Regions from separate parts of the Homo sapiens genome. Here region 1 is linked to region 2. A link is a loop called in an ENCODE intact Hi-C map of the cell type or tissue named here. Cell type or tissue: breast epithelium. All regions are shown on one strand. Each heading gives the region's core, and the rest is flanking DNA. Links, peaks and the distances in the headings are about the cores only. Region 1 holds the start of LOC105375238 (a long non-coding RNA gene). Region 2 has its middle 24 kb from the start of VPS41.

What was found. A loop is a pair of places that touch in the nucleus more often than their neighbours do. Peaks named below come from ENCODE experiments on the same cell type or tissue, not always from the same donor. Only the 100,000 strongest peaks of a DNase experiment are listed, where the experiment ranks them.
Region 1: it touches region 2 in a loop (6-fold over the local background); 75 of 110 quality-filtered maps call a loop at or near these places.

Annotation. Positions count from the first base shown.
Region 1 is chr7:39,470,993-39,479,335 of GRCh38, forward strand. It overlaps LOC105375238 (a long non-coding RNA gene), which reads right to left and starts at 3,459. Exons shown (of 3, transcript XR_927186.2): 1 at 3,376-3,459; 2 at 2,845-2,931. In breast epithelium, for the core only: no CTCF peak of the experiment used is centred there; no DNase peak of the experiment used is centred there.
Region 2 is chr7:38,928,867-38,937,209 of GRCh38, forward strand. No RefSeq gene overlaps it. Among named protein-coding and RNA genes, the nearest start is that of VPS41, 24 kb to the left of the region's middle. In breast epithelium, for the core only: a CTCF peak has its summit at 3,864 (motif pointing right); a DNase peak (open chromatin) is centred at 3,881.

The DNA of each region.
Region 1 (8,343 bases), core at 97-8,096, 540 kb after region 2:
CTCCAATGCCCAAAGTACTTTTGATGCAATACCCTCTGCTTGGAATGTCCATCCACAGTATTGTTGACCTATCTAATTTCTATTCATTCTTTAAGCCTCAATTATGTTCAATTCCACAAATAGTTATGTGCCGGGCATTGTGCTTCCTTCATCAGAACATTTATCAAGTTTGCATGTTTATTAGCCACCTCTGAAATATTAAAAAATGACTGCCATTGATCTCTGAGTGGCCTGTGGACTTGGCTTACGGGTAAGTGTAGTTGGCAATAAGTTCTTTTAACTAGTTGTCATTTGCATGTGACAGATCTTCCTTGTCTAATAAGAGTAACAGTCATATTTGTATCCTTTTCAAAGCTCTCTCGTATACATTATTTTATTCGCTCCTAACATAAACCCAAAGAAGTGTGGTGATTCCTGTTTTATACATGAGAACTAAGAATCATAAAAGTTAATAGTCTTCACCAAGATCCCAGAGTTCATAGATAGAGCTGGTTCTTCAATACACTAGGAACTAGAATATTCACCAAGGTGAGGATACATTGAAACACAGTAAACTCTGATACAGCCATGTCTTTGAAGTGTCAGTGAAAACTACAGTATCTGATATATGGTAGCAGTTCAGGAAAGGCTTACTGCTGTGGATAATTACCAGTTATCTAATTAGCAAGTCCACTGTGATTTGGGTGAACTTAGTCTGAATGCTTACTGCTTGGCAGAAATAGTAAAGGACACATAAAGGGAAATTAGAAATGTCTATATACATTGTATTCTTTTATTATCACTGAGATTTAGGGTCTCCACATAAGAAAACAATTCCAATGATTCCAAAGGTAAATGAGTTAAAACCAGTTGAAAGTGAAAGAGAAAATCAGTGGGCCCTAGTCACTAATCCCACTAGCAAGTAAAGACCATGCGATGCATGTGGAAATAGGAAGCTGGCCTGGGACCTGGGCTGGAAGGTCCATTCCAGAACTTTCTTTGATACTCTTACGTCACTTTTAAGAGTTTTAGTTGGCTGGGAATGGTAGCTCATGCCTGTAATCTCAGCACTTTGGGAGGCCAAGGCAGGTGGATCACCTGAGGTCAGGAGTTCGAGACCAGCCTGGCCAAAACAGTGAAACCCCGTCTCTACTAAAAATACAAAAATTAGCCAGGTGTGGTGGCAGGCTCCCGTAATCCCAGCTACTTGGGAGGCTGAGGCAGGGGAATCGCTTGAACCCCAGGAGGTAGAGGTTGCAGTGAGCCAAGATCGCGCCACTGAACTCCAGCCTGGGCGACAGAGCAAGACTCTGTCTCAAAAAAAAAAAAAAAAAAAAAGAGGTTTAGTTGTGCTCCTGACCATTTGCCAGACCTGAGATGGTCATTCGGGAAGAAATCACACTCTTCCCATTGCCTTTTCTATATCACTGAAGTCTGGGATCTGTGTAAAAGGATCTGTATGGGTTAATGGGCTTTGTTACTGAGGTCACTGGGGCATCACCTCTAAAAGAGGGGACGTTTCCAGGGTGTTTGACTATTTGCACATATGCAATGGTAGGAGAGCCAATATAACAAAAAAGATCCAGAACTGAAGTAGTTCCAAACAACGAACTTCAGTCAAAGAGCAAGAAACTCATATGCAATAATAACACTCATGGTGAACTATAATATTGAACTCCTTTGCAGATGCTCTTATTAATATGCTAGATAAAAGAAGCAGAAAAGAGGCTGGCATTTCCTGGATACCTACCATATGTAGGTATTACTGTCCTCATTTTCAAATCCTGCACTATTTTCTGAGATTTGAGGCCTGCTTAGATATACTTATGCTACTAATAAATGTTCTCATAAAGGAAGATTCACTAAGACTTACCTACATTTAGACTGACTAAACTCCTGAACTAATGCATCATTGAAGTGGATCACTGGACCTCAGACAATGGATTTTTGATCCATGGATCTGGTCACCACTTGGGCCACATCTGTGACTACAGATGAAGGAAAAGAGATCATTTGGGAAACAGTTTTGCTTCTTTTACCTTCCAGTTTTTGTTATTGTTGAAATCTTTTATTGTATAAGTAATCTATTTTTATTATAGAAAAATCAGAATATACAAAGAAACAAGATATTTTCATTATAAATTATTATAATTCAGCTGTTTTTCTTTATATTGCTCTTTTAACATTCATGGGCTGCTTTAATTGTTTGTCTTGAACTTCAGAGACAGAGGGTAAATTAGAAAACCAAAAATAGAACTCACATATCTTGAAATCCCATTTCTGTGAAATGCCACAGCTGTTTGGGTTGCCAAAACTCAGTCATTATTTACCCAGAATCTTAACTTGACCCACCATGCAGCTAATCCTGGAAGAAAACACAATAGCCCCTGGTTGTCTGTGGGGGAGACACAAGGCCCGAGATCATTTCCACACAGGCTTTGCTAACCAATCAAGAGGTATGAGTGAAGAAAAGTGGATTTCAGTCATGGAAACATGCACCCCTAGGTACTGGCAGGCTCATACTGGCTGGCATGATGATCTCTTACTTAAAGTAAGCCTCTCCACTTTACATTCAAAGAATGGTTTTATCTTCATATAAGTCCAAACCGTATCAAGGCCTTCAATAGCCAATACCATGCACACAGTGAGCATTGTACACATGTCCTTTTGGGGAGCCAGTCTGTGATACAAAGGCTTGGGGAAATGACTTAAACCCATCAAAATCATTCTCTGCCATCCAATTTGATAAAACACACCCTGACATACACACACATTGAACATTTGTATTGCTTCTTTCCAACAGCACAAGCTTCACTCTTACTTTTTAACACACTCCTACTGTGTCCTGAGTGTTCAAATACTTACTTTTGGGTTTTTTGCCGCTTTGAATAGAGGGGAAGAGTCCACACAGGCTCTTGGTTCTGTTCCTGGGAGGTCACAATGCAACCAGTCCTTGAAAAACATAATGTGTGCTCAAGCACTTGCATGTGTATTCTTTATTTCTGCTTCTAGAACCATCAGACTCCCCAGGAGGAACAAAAATCAGAAAAATTAATATATCTGCAGTCTCCCAAGAGTATAAGAGCCTGTTTCTCCATTTTTTCTCTTCAGAGGAAGCATTCAACTCTGAAGGGGTCCATTTAAACTTCCTGAAGAGAGCAAAATACTTGGGGACACATCAGTGCCACCTGCCCGTCCCTTGGCAAAGCAACGGCCCCATCCCTTATTCTCCTCCTCCAAGTCCTTTATTTTCTGATTCTCTCCTTTAAACTTACTTTGCCCTTATTTTCCTCAAAACTGGAAGGGTGAGAAGCATCGTCAAGTTAGCCAGACAAGACCATTCAATATTTTGTGGGTGCACCCCCTCAACTTCCTCAGCCAGGAAACTCTACTTACATTTTGTGTTCTCTTGGCCTGTTGCTCCTCCTTTTCCTGACCTCCAAACTCTGATCAGCCTCCAAGATCCAGATGAAAGGCCTAAGACCTGAAAGCATAACAGTGAAACACTGTTTAGAGTTGAGGTCAGGATGAAGATCTATCACAGGGACTGGCAAATAGTAAGTATTTCAGACTTTGAGGACCATACTCTGCTGTTGTAGCACAAAAACAGCCATAGGCAGCGTGTAAAAAATGGTAGTAGCTGTGTTCCAATAAAACTTTAATAACAAAAACTGACAGTTGGCTGAATTTGGCCCAGAGACTATAGTTTATAGACCCCTGCTCTATTGGGCTAAGCTGGTTTGGGGCCACACAGTCCCCATAAGTCTTCCATGGACTCTGGGCATGGGCCCACCTCCTAGCCGTCCATAGTGATGCTGTCTGGGCTCCACCCAGAACCCCTAGGATTCTTTCACCCCACTTCTGTGTACCCTGCCACCTGCTTCAAAAAGGTTTGGCCCCCACACATTTTGCACCTTCTGGAGGACTTCCTCCAGCTACCAAGTCACTTTGGTCTGCAAGAGCACAGAGCCCCAGGTGCCTGGAAGTTTATGTCCCCAAATCCCTACCCCCCAGAGCTGGGAGGATGACTTCCCCGGCCCCCACAGCTCCTGGCCTGGGTACTTACTTCCAAGGCTCATGCATATTCCAGATGGAGGGACCAGGCTGCAGCCGCCCACCCTGGAAAATGACCTGGAATTGCTCCCTCACTTACCTTGCATCTCCACTCCCTTCCCAGGTTTTCCCAAAGTCCTTCCTTAATAAATCGCTTACACCCAAATCCTCATCTGTGGGGAAGCTGACCTCCGGCACCGTCTCAAAATGTTCTAAAAACCTCTTTCTTGCCTCCCTGAAGTGTTTGAAGATCCTGGAACAGATGCTCAAACACATCCCTAGATTTATCCGGGGCCCAGGAACCCTGTGGGAAAGACCTCAAACCCGGCCCTCAATTGAGGTTCAAACACTTGCAGAAGGTTGAGATTAGAGTTCCCCTCAGGGACACAGATTAGAGGGAGAGGGGCTTTTGAGGGAAGATGGCTCTGAGTCGGGGGATCAGCAGAGAGAGCCCTGGGCAGCCATGACTGGGAGATCCTGTGAGTGCTGAGAAGGGAAGAGGAAGGAGAGAGCTGGGGCATTCCAGATTAAATAGTTCAGCACCCTTAGAAGCAGAGCCAGGCCTGGGTGATGCAAGCAAGGCCCACAAGGGACAAAATTTTTTAAGGAGTCACTCAGATATGCATAAAATTTAAATATGACATCCTAGCACCTCTCCCTTGTCACGGCCCTTCTCCAGGGGCTGGTTCCAAAATGGGGAAGGAGACTTCCTCCTGGCCAGAGAAGAGCTCCAGAAAGTCAGCTGCCTGGCAGAAGTTGGCAGCTTGAAAGTAACAGCAAGGGCAGTGGCTCTTGGGAAAAGGCTGCTCATCTGGTTGTGCCCCTCATGGGATGCTAGTGGATTCACCTCCTGGCTTTTCCTGGTGCCCTTCCTGGGTCATCAGCTTTTCTTGAACTGTATCCTTTGCCCAGAAAGTTCCTACTCCCTGGCCTTCTTGAAGTTTTTGCTCAAACCTCATCTTTTAAGTGGCTTACGAGGGCCACCTTAATTAATATTGCTATCTGCACCACCACCTCCTAGCACTTCCTAAACCTATAACCTACTCAACATTTTTATAGCACTTGTAATCATCTTATACGCTACGTAGTTTAACTATTTAATATATTTGTTGTTTATTATCTGCCTCTTCCTAATTAGAATATAACCCCCTCAAAGTCAGCAATCCTTGTTTGATTTATTTTTCATAAGCCCCAAAACAGTGCCTGGCCCAATAAACATTTGTTGCCTGAATGAATGAATGAATGAATGAATGCAGTTTTGGAACATACTGGTGTAGGGTTGCCAGATTTAGCAAATAAAAACACTGGACACCCAGCTGAATTTGAATTTCAGATGAATATTTCATGCAATATTTCAGGCATATTTATAATAAAAATGTTTCATTGTTCATCTGAAATTCAAATATAATTGGGAATCTTGTTTTTTACCTGGCAACCCTATGCTGGTTGCAACTACAACAATAATAGTTACCATTTGTTGACTGCACAATTGCAACAGGCCAGGCACTGTGTAAAGGGTATTGCCCACATTTAATCTATAAAACAACTCCAGAAGATACTAGCTTCTTTCTTTTGCAGAAAAGGCAACTGAAGCAGAGTGAGTGTAAGTTCCTAGCCCAAAGTCTCACAGCTAGCAAGAGGGTGAATGAAGATACAAGACCAGGTCTGTCTGGGCTGCAAGGCCTAAGAGCAGTTTCTCCTGGATCTAAGTGCCCGTGGCATTGCCCAGGCACTCCTCTTGTGACACTTCTCCCTCTTTCTTCCCAGCATCACTGTGTTTCTCCCAGCACCTGCCACAGTGGCTTTTTACCCTTCTAGTCTAATCCCAGTGGAACAAAGCATGAGAACCCAAATTATAAGTGGAAACCCTGGAGCTGCCACCGTGCTTCCTTCAGCTGCAGATGCTCATGGCCAGTCCCTCCTTGCCCAGACCTCTAAGAGAAAGGAGGCACCTGGCCAGCTTGAGAGATGATGAATGTCCAGAATCCAAATGATGACAATTTTTCTCAGAAAAACTATCATAAATGATACCAAAATGGTTCAGCCTTTCTCTCTAAACCAAAGAGAGTGAGAAGGAAATTTTGATCCCTTGTCTGTGATTTGGAGGCTCTCCATGTTGTTGCAAGACTTTACTTCAGCTGAAGACTGGGTCCTTGTCCCATGGCCATGAAAATTTAGGCTCACAGATGATTTGAAGGGTGAGAATAATGGGATTTATTAGGCAAAAAGGAAAAAAGGGGGAACAGGGACTCTCTGCAAGGCCAGAGTTCCTGCTAGTGTAGGCTTCCTGCCTCACAGATTGAATTCCAGGTACCACCCAGGAAGAGGAGGGGCCCAGCTCCTCCCCGCTGCAAATGGCATGAACTTCTGTGGCTCTATGCCAGTGTGCATTCCTCCCAGTGCGCAGGTTGGTCAGAGGCTCTGCCAGGGAGCCCTTTCCACCTGGCTGTCTCAATGTGAGATGAAATGTCTATTTTGGTACACTTTGGATGAGGTGTTGTTAAGGACAATAGGAACAGACTTGACTTCCATTAAATATCAATAAATAAAAAATTAAAATTTAATTATTCATTGATGCAAAAATCCTCAATAAAATATTGGCAAACCGAATCCAGCAGCACATCAAAAAGCTTATCCACCATGAAGTCGGCTTCATCCCTGGGATGCAAGGCTGGTTCAACATACGCAAATCAATAAATGTAATCCATCACGTAAACAGAACCAATGACAAAAACCATATGATTATCTCAATAGATGCAGAAAAGGCCTTTGACAAAATTCAACAGCTCTTCATGCTAAAAACTCTCAATAAACTAAGTATTGATGGGACATATCTCAAAATAATAAGAGCTATTTATAACAAACCCACAGCCAATATCATACTGAATGGGCAAAAACTGAAAGCATTCCCTTTAAAAACCAGCACAAGACAAGGATGCCCTCTCTCACCACTCCTATTCAACATAGTATTGGAAGTTCTGGCCAGGGCAATCAGGCAAGAGAAAGAAATAAAGGAGGCTGGGTGTGGTAGCTCACGCCTGTAATCCCAGCACTTTGGGAGACTGAGGCAGGCAGATTACCTGAGGTCGGGAGTTCGAGACCAGCCTGACCGACATGGAGAAACCCCATCTCTACTAAAAATACAAAATTAGCCAGGAATGGTGGCGCATGCCTGTAATCCCAGCTACTCAGGAGGCTGAGGTGGGAGAATTGCTTGAACCCAGGAGGCAGAAGTTGCAGTGAGCCAAGATCGCACCATTGCACTCCAGCCTGGGTAACAAGAACGAAACTCCATCTCAAAAAAGAAAAAAAATTTAAAAAAAGAAATAAAGGGTATTAAATTAGGAAAAAAGGAAGTCAAATTGTCTCTGTTTGCAGATGACATGATTGTATATTTAGAAAACCCCATCGTTTCAGCCCAAAATCTCCTTAAGCTGATAAGCAACTTCAGCAAAGTCTCAGGTTACAAAATCAATGTGCAAAAATCACAAGCATTCCTATACACCAATAACAGACAAACAGCCAAATCATGAGTGAACTCCCATTCACAATTGCTACAAAGAAAATAAAATACCTAGGAATACAACTTACAAGAGATGTGAAGGACCTCTTCAAGGAGAACTACAAACCTTTGCTCAAGGAAATAAGAGAGGACACAAACAAATGGAAAAACATTCCATGCTCATGGATAGAAAGAATCAATATCGTGAAAATGGCCATACTGCCCAAAGTAATTTATAGATTCAATGTTATCCCCATCAAGCTACCATTGACTTTCTTCACAGAATTGGAAAAATACTCCTTTAAATTTCATATGGAACCAAAAAAGAACCCACATAGCCAAGACAATCCTAAGCAAAAAGAACAAAGCTGGAGGCATCACGCCACCTGACTTCAAACTATACTACAAGGCTACAGTAACTAAAACAGCATGGTACTGGTACCAAAACAGATATATAGACCAATGGAACAGAACAGAGGCCTCAGAAATAACACCACACATCTACAACCATCTGATCTTTGACAAATCTGACAAAAACAATGGGGAAAGGATTCCCTATTTAATAAATGGTGTTGGGAAAACTGGCTAGCCATATGCAGAAAGCTGAAACTGGATCCCTTCCTTACACCTTATACAAAAATTAACTCAAGATGGATTAAAGACTTCAACATAAGACCTAAAACCATAAAAACCCTAGAAGAAAACCTAGGCAATACCATTCAGGACATAGGCATGGGCAAGGACTTCATGATTAAAACACCAAAAGCAATGGCAAGAAATGCCAAAATTGATAAATGGGATCTAATTAA
Region 2 (8,343 bases), core at 163-8,162:
ATTACCCTGCATTATCATAACTTTCATTCTGGTTTAGCCATAAACATTCAACCTGCAGAGTTCAGTGGAGGAGTTTTCCTATACTGTTTTCTGAAGGGTAAAATTTGGCATTAATTACAGATAAAAACCAGGTGCAGTGGCTCACACCTGTAGTCCTAGCTACTGGGAAGACTGAGGTGGGAGGATTACTTGAGCCCAGGAATTCAAGGCTGCAGTGAGCTGTGATGGTGCCACTGCACTCCAGCCTGAGTAACAGAGCAAGACCCTGTTTCAAAAACAAAACAAAACAAACCCCTAGAGTGAATGATGCACGTAAGAGCCTCTGAAAGAGCACTCCCTTAAACCTCCCCCTGTCCCCATTGACAAAATCCAACAGAAGTGTGGCGCGGGTCCCATCTGCTGCAGGTGCTCTTCACGGGATCTGACCCCTTCAATCATGGCCTTGCCAACCAGATAGCCACTTCCTTCATTACAGTTTCCACTCCAGTGCTGGTATCAATCCTCTCCTTTTCATAGAAATAGGCTGCCCTTCCTATTCCCTCCCTTTCTCCCCAAACTCCTTCAATAATTGGCACTAACCCAGAGACCCGAGGCCCCATACTCACCCTTGGACAGCCCTTGATTATGGAGCTACAGAGTGACTACGTCAGACGTCAAATCCTAATCTCTTCAGTTCAGCTCCACGCCACTAAGTGGTGCTTGAAAGAGACTGTTTAAGTACATGGCTTTGTGGTGTTTTTTTTTTTTTTCCCCTACTTCTTCTCAGTGAATCTTTCTAAAGAAATGCATTTTGAGCTAAGAGCCTCTTCCAAAGTGAAGGGTATATTTGTAGATTTCAAGGAACTAAAAACCAGGCCGCCACCTGCCAGGGTAGTTAAAATGGAGCCGAACAGCACTCCTGGGGGAGGGGCCTGTCCTGATTAAGGAAGTGACTCAGCTTCCTAATTCATTGGAGAAATGAATTTTTCAGAAAGGAAGACATACTATTTTGAAAAGATTATGTAACATTCCAAAGACATACACTTTGAAGTAGAGAATTCTAGTTGGGTGACTGCATTACAAAATAAGTTAATAATTGAAATGACCACATCTTAATAACAAGCAAAGCATTTCCCTGAACAATAGTTTTTCTACATTCTTTTCATTCTGTGGACTCAGAGAGGTCTTTTGATGGATCATAAGCCTTTTATAAACCCATGACCCAGATTTAGAAAAGCTGTAATCACCGCATGCTGACCTTTCATAATAAGCATGCTCTATCCTTCCACGCCCCCAGCCCCAGAATGAACTCTAAAGCAGAAAATTTAGATAGCAGGAACTACATGCACTAGAATTTATAACCAAAGTTTCACATAACCCTGTCACATTTTGGCAATAAATTAACTGGTGAGATGCCATATTAAGTGGAACATATTCCTGTTGATTGTCAAGGACTAGATATTGAGCTTATTTGAGTGCCTTATTGATTTATATTTGCTTTATAGCAACACCGGATGGCTCCTCTCCTTTAAGACAACAAAATTAACCTTATTCTCTTCACATATCTGGCAGCAACTTTATCACCTTAATATGTTCCAAGGTTGGCACTGAAGAGAGAATATTTAAATGGGAAGGACTGGCTGTCCAGCCCTGGCTGCCTCCCTTGGCAGAGGCCATTTTTACACATCAGTGTAGACAGTTGTCAAGCTTTCTTGGAATCCGGGTTAAAGGAAGAGATGAGTGAAAACAGGAAAGGCTGACCTGCAACCATTAATCAAGGCTCAGTTTCCAAGTTCTAATTTCCTATAGAGGAGTAGTCTTACCTTATTCCCATAGGACATTATATTAGAACACAAATGCCCAACATCAGAGTGAGAGATACAGTGTTTGGGTCTTTTCCCTGCATGATCACCGATGATAAATATAGCCATAAAAATTTCTACAAATGTATCACATTCACATATGGTTGCTTCTCAAATTCTCTTAACATCTTGTTGAGTTAGTCATGATCCTACCCCATTCCTACTTAAAATATTCTACTAACTCCCCTTCATCCACAAGATAAAATCTAAATTCTTTGGCATGTCATTGAGGTCCCTTCAAGAAGTACAATAAAAATAATTCAGGAACCAAGTTGCTCAGTGCTGTAACTTTTTATTTGTGTTCATTTCCCTTCTAGAGGAGTGGTCCTTAAGGGCACGGTTGTAGTCCTGTCTTGTTTCTGCCATTTTTCATTCACATGACTTGGGAGAAACAACTCAATGTTTCCACATAAGGAAACCCAGTTTTAGAAACAATTAGTTTTCCAAGGTTACACAGATGGAAAAGAGCAGAGATGAGATTGAGGCCCAATCTGTTTGACACCAGAATCAAGCGCCTCTCTGTTCCTGAGTCAAGTCACTGAAATTTACAGAAATTAGGATCTAGCTTATTGTTAGTTTTATGAGTCCCTCTCCAAACACAGCCTCCAGAGTTAAGCATCTGGCAGTGCATTGCTACATAATTAGCATCCCCATGTATCTTGATTAATGATCAAGTTAATGACTTTCATTTCTCAGATGAGAAAACTAAAATTCAGGGAAGTTACAAGGCCACACAGTTATAGGGATGAAATGCAGCAGAGCCAGGATTAGAACCCCAATCTTTTGATTCTTAGTCTAGTGTGCTGGCCATGCCATATACTAATCATATACTTAAAATTTATAACTGGGGAGAGATATAATTGAGAATAAAAGCATGAATATTTAAATTTTCTAAAAGAAGTTTTTTTTTTTTTTTTTTTTTTTTTTTTTTGAGACAGAGTCTTGCTCTTATTGCTCTGGCTGGAGTGCAGTGGTGTGATCTCGGCTCACTGCAACCTCCACCTCCTGGGTTCAAGTGATTCTCATGCCTCAGCCCCCCAATTAGCTGGGATTCTTGTGCCTCAGCCTCCCAAGCAGCTGAAATTACAGGCACATGCCACCTCACCTGGCTAATTTTTGTAGTTTTAGCAGACATGGGGTTTCGCCATGATGGCCAGGCTGGTCTCAAACTCCTGGCCTTAAGTGATCCACCCACCTCAGCCTCCCAAAGTGCTGGGATTACAGGCATGAGCCACCATGCCCTATCAGAGAAGAGATTTCTTGGAGAGAAATTCATCTTACTCCTCTATTGTCAGGATTGAAAAAATATCCTTTATACTTTTAAACCCACTATCATACTTTTTAAACAGGATTTTTAAATAAAATCTATGCTTCCCTGTAGATTAGTAAAGCTAGATTTTAACAGGTAAACTAGAAGGGGTTAGAATTTAAGACACTTCAGGTAAATATAAAGGAAATCTATGTTTATTGACTCAATCCTTAGGATATCAGAATGAAAATATATGTGTGTGCATGTTTGTGTATTATTCTCCTAGCCATTTTTCCTCCCTTCAATGCCCAGATCACCTACCTGAAAACATGGTGGAAAGTCCAGAATTTACAGTAGATTTCTTAGTGCTTGACTTAAGTAGAATAGAGGAAAGGCACAACCTAAAAAGCCAAGTGTGCCCTTAGCAAAAGCAAATGTATTTGTTTGGTTTTTCTGCCCACTATAATTTCAGGAACTCTTACTCATCTAACACTGAAAAAAAAATATACAGCTTTAAGCTTAAAAAAAAAAAAAAGAAAGAAAGAGAAAAGAAAGAGAATTTTCTCCTCCCCAGTGCTTGTAATACCCCATTAAAAGCTTGGGAATAAAACTTCCTTCCCTATCAATGTTGTCCTTTTCCATTAAGCAAATATTGATTTCCTCTCCTTCCTTCCCCACCTCTACCCCCCTTAGATACGGGAGTCCAAATTACCATTGGCTCTTTTTGTTTACTTCCTTCTTTGTGTACTAACAAGGCTGAGTGTTTGTGTATTGCCTGCTGCTAGGCAGCCAACAGGGGGCGCTCACTGCATATTTTGATGAGGGGAAAAACGATTGGATTCAAAATAATCTTCAGTTTTCCTTGCACTTTCAATGCAAAAGTAAAGACTATAGTTCTCACACACAAAGGTTTTGCAAATGTGTTCAGAAGCAACGTGAGGAAATGTCTAGGTCAGGGAAGGAGGCCTTAGGGAGAGCCAGTATTTATACATGGAATGGGGATTTGAAGTTCCTAGGGACTTGGGTCCCTGAATGATTTGGGTCATTGATCATCAATTACACCTAAATTTTCTGGGCTATAATGACTAAATTTATTGGGCAATTTATCAACTTCTCACTTTGTGTACTTGGACACAGACTGAATAGTCAGAAAATATGTTCTAATTTTGCTTTCCCCCCGTTACTCTGGAGCGTCTCTTAGCATTTAGTTTAGGCTGCTCCATGTATAGGATGCAGAATGGAATCCTGTATTCCCACCGACAGTTTCTCCTAAGAATAAACTTCTCGGTGTCAAAATGGCAAACGAAAATAATAATGACACTTCGGGGTATATAAAATTTTAAGAACAGTCATACATTATAAGATCAAGGAAAAGCTGGGGAGGTGTTAGAATTTTAAAGTAACTCTTATCTACTTTGATTCAGATTCGATTTCAATTGAGAAAATTCCTAAAAATAAAACAACATGTAGCCTATTCAAATATTGTTTGATTTTCATGTTTAAAAGGTCAAGCTTTAAACTTGAAAGGAGTTTAAAAAGAAGTTGTTTGAGCTCCAAACAAATGCTAGCAGAAACAAGTTATTTTGAATTATTTGCTTCTAAAGACAGATAAAAAGAGATCAGACATAACAAGCTCTCATTAGAAGAAAATATAGTATATGGCAAGCCCTGTAAAATTTATCAGGATCTAACATTAAGATATACCCAAATTCATGGGTATATATTGAGATTTTTAAAAATAGTTAATATTGCTTACTGTTGATCACACTAATAAATAAGGTTTCCTATAGAATTATTAAAGCCTTCCTTTTGATTTACACAGCAAAGACTTCAGTAACAGTGATGGCGTTGCTCATTATTCAACAAAAACCACAGGAAAAATGTGCATCTTAGAAACATATTTTGTTCTCTTTCTGAAGCCCAAACAACTTCCAGCTAAAAGACATATTTTGATTAAGATAATATTTTTCCCTAATCAATATTTTTTACCTCTGGGTTATTACTTCCTTGAAGGCTTCTCTGACTTTTTTTTTTCTTTCTAAATTAGTCCATGTAGTTTATGAGAAATCATCAGCACTGCCATACGCTGCCGTTTACATTAAATCTTTCCCTTCATATTTACTGCTGGGTGGCAGGGCTTGTCTCTAGCCTTTATGGTTTGGCATCAAATCTTGAAATGTGTATTTTATACTTAATTGGAGTGGGGATAGGAGCACAGGAGCAGAATTAACCATTAATGAAATAAGACTCCTCTCAACCAACATTCATGCTTCCAATTTGGTTGGCAACATGCCTGAACACTGCTTGGTGTGAAACCACAACCAGTGTGGCGTGCTTGTTTCAAACATGGGCCTAGAATTGTGTGGTATTAGATCTGTGTCAAATTGCTGTAAAAGTGTCTAAAGGCTTACTCTGGATTTCTGTACTTATTGCATTACATCCGGGTGGTAAGTACTTTGCAGACCAACACTGGTCTGTGGACCACACTCGAGGACCCCTGGAGTGCTCCAAAAGAGCAAAGGGAAAAGTGCTTGTCATTTGGTTTTGTGGGTCCCGCCTACCCTGCAGTGTCCTTTGTTTCCCCAAACATTCAGTGGCCGCACATCTCTACACACTTCCACCTACCTCACCCCAGCACACGTGCACGCGTGCACACACACACGGTGGTGTAAGGACTAAAATTAAGGTTCAATGTTATGTACTGCCTTGATATCTGGTAAAACTGGAACAGCTTTGACTCACTTAACCGCAAGCTCCCCTCCCCACAGAGAAGATCCCCTATTTGCCAGTAAGGTGAATCAGATGCAATTACAACACACACACGCGCGCGCACACACACACACACACAGCTCCTGGAAGAAAGGGGTTTAACCTAAGCCTGCATTCTTAGGACAATGCCTTCAATCACAGTCCTGTCCATGGACTCTTGCTCTATATATGGGTGTTTGCACTTTGAAATGGATCTCCAGGTTTAGAATCAGAAGATCTCAGATGAAAAGGCATAGCACCAAAAACGCCCTGGCATATTGTTAGCCTTCAAATAAATGTGCATTCTTTCCTGTTCCTGCAGCAGTATCATTGTGTGATCCAACATGATTTTGGATGTGTGTATTTTTGTAAAATGTTATATGTATATTTTTTAAAGGGAGGGTGGTTCTTAAAATTATGGTTAGCTAACAGTGACTGATTCATTCTGCCTCATTTTCCCACTGAAGTATCCATGAAATTAAACCAAACCAAACCAAACCAAACCAAAAAAACCCGAAGCACTGCAATTGCACTGTATGCAGGGAAAGGTTGGTGTCCCGGCAGGAGCAGGAGCTGAGATACTACGGGTGAGAAGAATCAGGCACATCTCTCCTGCCCTTTCATTCTACTCACCCTCATTTGTCTTCCATATATCCAATTTTTAAAAAATTGTTTAATTTTTAAAAAATTGTTAAATTGTAAAATTAACCATCTTAATCACTTTTAAGAATACAATTCTGGGTAGTACACTCACATTGTGTAATCAATCTCCAGAACTCTTTATCTTGCAAAATGGAAACTCTGTACCCATTAGACAATGACTCCCCCATCCCCTCATCCTCGCCCCTGGCAAACACCATTCTATTTTTTGTCTCTATGAATTACACTATTCTAGGTACCTCATGTAAGTGGAATTGTACAGTATTTGTGTTTTTTTTTTTTTTTTTGGCCTGGTGTAGCATAACACCTTTGTGGTTCATCCATGTTGTAGAAAGTGTCATAATTTATTACCTTTGCGTGTCATAATTTCTTTCCCATTGTGTGTATATACCACACTTCATTCATTTGCCAGTGGACACGTGGGTAGCTTCCACCTTTTGGCTACTATGAATAATAATGCTTCTGTGAACATCAGTGTACAAACATCTCTTCAGATCCTGCGATCCTGCTCTCAATTCTTTTTTTTTTTTTTTTATTCTTTTTTTTTTTTTTTTTTTTTTTTTGAGTCTTGCTCTGTCACCCAGGCTGGAGTGCAGTGGCACGATCTCTACTCACTGCAACCTCTGCCTCCTGGGTTCAAGCAATTCTCCTGCCTCAGACTACCAAGTAGCTGGGATTACAGAGGCGTGCCACCATGTCCAGGTAATTTTTTGTAATTTTAGTAGAGACAGGGTTTTACCATGTTGGCCAAGCTGGTCTCGAACTTTTGACCTCAGGTTATCCACCCATCTCGGCCTACCAAACTACTGGGATTACAGGCATGAGCCACTGCACCCAGCTAGATCCTGCTCTCAATTCTTTTGGGTATGCACCCAGAAGTGAAATTGGTAATGCTATTTAAAATTTTGCGAGGAACTGCCATGCTGTTTTTCATTGTCACTGCAAAATTTTACACTCCCACTAACCATGCACAAAGATTCCAATTTATCCACATCCTCACCAACACCTGTTATCTTCTGGGTTTTTGTGTGTGTGTGTGTGTGTGATGACAGTAGCCATTCTAATGGGCGTGCGGTGGTATCTCCTCGTGATTTGATTTGCATTTCCCTAATGATGATGTTGGACATTTTCTCATGTGGTCATTAGCCATTCGTATATCTTCCTTGGAGAAGTGTCTATTCAAGTCATCTGTCTATTTTTAAATTTGATTAGCTGTTATTTTTTGTTGTTGAGTTGTAGTTCTTTGTATATTCTGGATATTAATCCCTCATCAGATAGATGATTTGCAAATATTTTCTCCCATTCCATGAGTTGTCTTTTGACTCTGTTGATTGTATCCTTTGATGCATGAATAAGTTTTAAATTTTGATGCAGTTCAATTTATCTATTCTATTTTCTTTGCTTGTCTATGCTTCTGGTATTGTATCCAAGAAATCATTGCCAAATCTGATGTCATGAAGCTTTTCTCCTATGTTTTTATCGGATAGTTTCCTTGTTTTAGCTCTATGTTTATGCCTTTCATTCCTGTTGAGTTAATTTTTTATATGGTATAACATTAAAGTCCATGTTGAGTATGTTAACTATTTGGAAAATGGAGAACAAAGATCTTTATCTCTTATCTAGTACAACAAAATACAATACATTACAAGTGGAGTTAAATGAAATTTTTAACATTAAAAAATTAAATGCAATGCTGTACAGGTAAATGCAATTAATTAATCTTAGTATGGAGAAGGACTTTCTGATTATATATGCACATAAAAAGAGATATGATAGATTTGATAAAAAATAAAAATTATGTGCATCCAAAATTCTTTTTAAAAAATCCCAGAGATCTATCAGAAA